Regions from separate parts of the Mus musculus genome. Here region 1 is linked to region 2. The links are chromatin loops, found by intact Hi-C in ENCODE. Cell type or tissue: gastrocnemius. All regions are shown on one strand. Each heading gives the region's core, and the rest is flanking DNA. Links, peaks and the distances in the headings are about the cores only.

The links. A loop is a pair of places that touch in the nucleus more often than their neighbours do. Peaks named below come from ENCODE experiments on the same cell type or tissue, not always from the same donor. Only the 100,000 strongest peaks of a DNase experiment are listed, where the experiment ranks them.
Region 1: it touches region 2 in a loop (13-fold over the local background); 40 of 42 quality-filtered maps call a loop at or near these places.

Annotation. Positions count from the first base shown.
Region 1 is chr7:84,271,433-84,274,242 of GRCm38, forward strand. The region is part of intron 12 of Arnt2 (aryl hydrocarbon receptor nuclear translocator 2); the gene reads right to left. Among named protein-coding and RNA genes, the nearest start is that of Gm26708, 40 kb to the left of the region's middle. In gastrocnemius, for the core only: no CTCF peak of the experiment used is centred there; a DNase peak (open chromatin) is centred at 1,191.
Region 2 is chr7:84,087,409-84,090,218 of GRCm38, forward strand. No RefSeq gene overlaps it. Among named protein-coding and RNA genes, the nearest start is that of Cemip, 2.3 kb to the left of the region's middle. In gastrocnemius, for the core only: CTCF peaks have their summits at 1,752 (motif pointing right) and 2,562 (motif pointing right); a DNase peak (open chromatin) is centred at 1,756.

The DNA.
Region 1 (2,810 bases), core at 30-2,529, 180 kb after region 2:
TCAAGGCATGAACAGACAAAATAGCTTAGAGGGTTGATATCTGCCCAGCTCCGGTGCTTTAAGGCTTATTATCATTCTAAAGGTCTCTGTGTTCTTTATTTGGGTAATAGCTGGTTAAAAAGTAACTGTTGGTGTATTAATTTCAAGCATTAGTTATTAACTGTTTAAGTCACATTACACCAGGACCTCCACCGGGGCAGAGGGGGAAGCGTGCTAGAGTTCTGGGCATAACCTTCAGTTCTGGTTCTCCTCTGAGGGGCAGGAAAAGAAAGGACTAAGAGGCTCCCTGGGTTTGGAGCCCGTCATTGGAGGGGTCTCGTCTCATCTTGACTGGAAGTTGCTGCCTGGCTCTCAAAAAGACAGAACAGAATGGTTTCTTTGTGTCCAGCCCTCACTGAAGGCTGCTGCCTCCTGGCTGTACAACCTTCTGCCTCCTTTTGCATCCACCCCTTCTCTTCACTTTCCACCTACTATCAAGCAGGTAACTCCTACTAACGACCATGGGGTATATGTGATCATTGACCAGTTGGGCTTTAAGAATCCATGTTTGTACTCACACATATGTGTATGCATGTACACGTGCATACATGTATGCACACATACACCTACCATCACAGGGACACATGCATCTTTAGCCCTCCATGCACATACATATGAGTGCACACATGTAGCTATGGCTGTATGCACACATCAGGAGCTTGTGTCATGAGAACCCGAGACAACCTCAGACTAGTGCTATTTTAATAGCAGAGGCTTGGCCTAAGGATAATTGCATGTCACTCTCCAGAAGAGAGATGGGAAGTGAATGTCCAGGAGCTAGGATGGGCGAATGTGGAAAGACGGACATGACTGGTTTCTCAGAGTATCAAATCCCAAACACCAAGACCTGACCTCCTCAGTGAAGTGCACCCTGTGTGTTGCATCAGTCTGTTTTTCTGGGCTTCCATCTGTGTGGAAGGAACAGGAAGAAGTCAGAGGTGACAAAGAGCCTTTTCAGCAGTTTAGCACAAATGCTAAACACCCAATGCTTGCTTAACTCCTTCAGGAAGTTGCTTTTGGATGCTCTTAGCTGAAGGCTACCGAGCAAGCAACTCCTCACTCCTCCCCCCAAGCACAGGGCATGGGAGGAGCTTTCCTAACTAGCTGGCCTACTGCTGGCCTAGCTGACAAAACTCAAGAATGCTCTTGTCTGCTCACATGCTTGGTCAGCACCGCCCTCTACCGTCCAGAGCAAGCTTTTCATCCTTGCCACTGAACACCTGGTTTAGAAAACTGACATGTGTTGCTACTGCCGCTGCTGCAGGTGCCCCAGGGGCTTTCTGATTCACACAACTTCCAGGAGATGCTGAGAACGACTGACCTGAGACAGCAGAATAGCCCACCTCTGAACAAAATGCTTTTCTGTCTCATCACTGTCTGGCTTTCAGAAAGCCAACCCAGTCAGCCTGGCTGGCTTGCAGAGGAGGGTGACTTTGCTTCTATGCCTCCCCCTTGTCAGGGCTGCCTCCTGGGGGTGTTCCCTAGGCTCTGGGGGGGGGGTCCTGTCTTGTCTTCTTCTTCCTCTGTATCTGTCCACTGTCACCTGCCTACTTCTACCCATGCTTTCATGGTTTTGAAGCTCAAGCCTTGGGCTTCTGGGACTGGGTCCCCTCTTAAAGCAAGAACAGTAATGCAAGCATCTTGCCTGGCCTAGGCCATGTCCAGTCATGGTGGACAGGGGACATCAGCTTCATTAGCTGTGACCAGACATGTGACTCTGATGGCAGAAGGTAAATGAAGACTGGAAAAGAACAACGGTGAAAGATTTAAAAGCCCCCAACCATCCGCAACAAGGCTCCTCAGTCAGCTCTGCCCATCCAAATCTACAAAGCTGCTGGGTGCCCAGCCAGGGCACTGTTACTGTAGATAGGGTGGCTTGGACGTGCTATAGAAGTAGTTCATCAATAGGGAGGAGTTAGTGACAGGGAGATTTAGGAAGGTTGACAGTGAAGCTTAAGTTACACCCTCAAGAACAGCCTCACTCACAGGAATCCAGCGGCCTCAGAGCCCTTGCTGAGCACAGGCCTGTGTACACAACCACATACTGAGAAGGAACAAAGAGGGATAGGGGCAGAGAAGGAGGCAGGATCCAGAGAGGAAGTAGTTTTCCCTAGGATCCAAAGGGGGAAGATTCCAGAATAGTGTCCAGGACTCTGAATAGTTGGCTTGTTTTTCTATTTCCGTGACTTCTTGGCTAGGCAGCCTGAATTGGCAGGTGTGAGGCCATATTGGGAGAGATAAGCCTAGGGGTAGAGATCTGGTTTGCACAGGTGCTAAGAAGGTTAGGCTAGCTAGCATTGTCTTCTTCTGGCAAGAGCCTGGCACCTGAGAAGCCTGCTCAGCACCCTCTATACCTTGAACACAGCAGCAGCCAGGGCCTACCTAGCCCCGTGCATCTGGCTCTACTCTCATTTCCCAATCTTCCTTATTTTCATCAGACCTAGCATCAGATATGGGTGTGTCACTCATGGGCATGTCTTTGGTCCCTGGGTAAAGAGCACCCCTCCTCCACATTGTGGGACTGACAAGGAAAAATGGAACACCCTCAATTTGAGTGAAACCTCTGGATGAGACAGGATCATCTTTTTGCCCATCTGGATCTGTGGCTTCTCCTATTTATTTGGCTCCATTTACAGTTTGACCAGCAGATGGGGTAGAAGACGAATCCAGTTGTACCAAGTACACAGAGGGGGAAGATGTTTAGAAGGAGAGCTAGCCCAGAAGGGCTGATGGAGAAGCATCAGGGAGCAAGAGATTATGCGTCCCAGATG
Region 2 (2,810 bases), core at 272-2,771:
CATGTAGTCTGTGCCTGGACAGGACAATGTTCTCAAGGATCAAAACAAGACAGTGCCACCAGTGAGTTATCCTCTGCCATAGGAATAAGTAAGCCCACCCAGAGCATCTAGCATCTCCTCAACACTGGGTGCCCTGAGCACCAGCTACCTATCCACTCTGACCCTGGCAAAAAGGGTGAAAGGTGCTGGGGATTTTTTTTTCCATTTCATTTTAATTCTAAGATGACAGCTTTGGTTGCAATTCTATATGCTGTCCCTCTTTGAGACTTATTGCTCAGCTCCCTCCTCTGGTTAATGAGAGTTCTCAAGTACACATTTCTTCCTGCCTGCCAATGTCCTATGCTCACTGCTGTGCGAGAGGGTCTTCATTCTAGGCAGTGCCCACCAGCTTTAGGAATCTCAGTGCAGGCTTTAGGGCCAGTCTATGGCAGAGACTTTGGAAGCCCCTGTCTAGGTCCTCTGGGCAGCAGCCTTTGGGCCATGTGTTGGAACCAGGGAAGCACAGCACTCCACCCCAGATCTTCTCTAGAAAGCTGGAACCAAAGATCAAGAGTCTCAGTTTGCCTTTGAACTCCAAGCATACCATCAACGGGGTCTGGTAGCAAGCTTCCTTTCTTTGCTCTCCCTTTCTAGCAGAATAAAACTGAGACCTACCTCCTTATAAAGTGCCTATCCAGTCCTTGCAGTACACATACTTGCTGAATCCCTTTCTTAAGGAACCCATTCCCCAGGCCCACAAACAAGGAGGAGCAGGTGACTGGGCATTGTGCTTGGACCAGCCTCACTGGGGCTCCTTCTCCCACCAGTGGAGCACAGACCAGAGGCTGCAAAGCAAGGGAGGAGCTCATCTTCACAGGCATCTCAGGGATGAGGAGTAATCTCCTGCTTAAGGGATGGGCTCTGGGAAGTGCTTTGTCATGCTTTCTCCAAGATGCAGAGTGTCCAGCTCATTCCTCTGGCATCCAGTTTTCTTTTATCATCGGCTCATGCCTGGGGTGGAAGAAGCTGATGAATTACAGACAGGCTCCACATGTCTAAAACCAGATTCTCCAGCCACGTCCACTCAGCATTTCTACCCAGGCCTTTGTAACCCGCAGTGTATGATGGGTAATTCTTTTGGTGTGGATTACCAGCAATGTGAACCTGATGGATTTCCTATCTACACTTCTCTAAATCCAAGACTTATAAATGCAGAGATGGGGGCTAGTTGCAAAATGAACTGATAGCTTTCAAGTTCTTGCCAGGATCCCCAGAGGGACCAGTGGTGCTCTTGGCTGGGGGTGTACGGCGTCACACCAGCCTCTAAGACCTGCACTGAGTTCCTACCACCTTCCTGGAATATTCAGCCCTTAGACCTCATCCTGTAGGATGTCATATCTTGTCTTGCCCTGCTCCACCAACTGCCTGAATCTGACAAGGCAGCCATATTTCACATCCATCCCTTAAAACAAAGGTCACCTCACTTCACCTATTGACCACCAACGCTACCACCATCCATACACACCTGTGCACAGTTTGAAGGGCTGTCCACACCTGTAGCTCTGTTCTCCAAATCCGACTTCCTGGGATTTCCCTGACTTCTCCTCTAAGGTACTGAGAAAACCATCAGAAACAAGAAGCAGGATAAGGCTGCATGGGTTGGCTCTAGACCTTGAGAGTTCTACTAAACAAGCAAAACAGTGAACCTCGGGTATATCCCCAGAGACTGAACCGCTCAAGCAGGGGAAAGGAGCAAATTGCAATGCCACCAACAGGGGTCACCCTTGGACACAGAGCCTGAAGCTGGCGTCAGGAAAAGAACATTCTGAAGTCTGCATCCTGAAGCCAGGTTTCTAGCAAGTTCGAGTTGCTAGATTCCTGTTTTGTTGAAGGCCAAGGAGCTTGCCCAGTAGGGCACATCTGGCAAGAATTTAGGACAGGAAGTCCTAGGACCCTGGTCAACCTTTCAGGAGCTGTTTAAGTGGATTTCTACCTTTCTCCCGCGAGCTGGTCACCACCACAGAGAAAGACGTAGATATAGAATACTCATAAACTGGTGCTGAGTATATTCTTTTCCTAATTGAAAAAAAAATTCTATGTGTTTCCTATTTTCAAGAAAAAAAAATTTTTTTTTTTTCAGAAAATGAACCCAGTGGGAGGGGTATCACCTAGCTTCTGGTTACAATGTACCAACCAGTTTACAATGTAGACAGCTACAGTATACAATGTTTTTAAAAGCCAGGCACAGTAGCTCATGCCTGTAATTCAGATTAGTAGGTGGAGGAAAGAGAATCTGGAGCCCAGGGCCCTTCTCAGCTCCATAGAAATGGGTGTTGGTGAGTTGTAGACATGAGCTTGGTCCTCTGAGAGAGCCTGAATTGAGAAAACACCTATCATACTGGCCTGTAGGCATGTCTATAGAACATTCTCTTGATTAATGGTTGACATGGGAGGGCCCAACCAACTGTAGTTGATATTATCCTGGGGCAAGTGGTCCTGGAGTGAACAAAAAGGGAAACTGAACAAGTCAAGGGGATCCAGCCAGTTAGCAGTGTTCCTCCATGGTTTCTACTTCAGTTCTGGCCTCTAGGTGGCTGCCTTGAGTTTCTGCCCTAACTTTCATTCATGGTGGACTGTGATCAGGAAGCCAAATAAATCCTTCCCTCCCTCCCCACGTTGCTTTTGGTCATGGTCTTTATAAACAGCAATAGAAGCCTAAGACAGATAGTTTAAGGCCAGGTTGGGCTATTAGAGGGCTTATCCCAAATCAGCAAAGCCAAAGCTTGAAAACGAATTGAAGTACAAAGGAGGGAAGACCCTGCTAATCAATC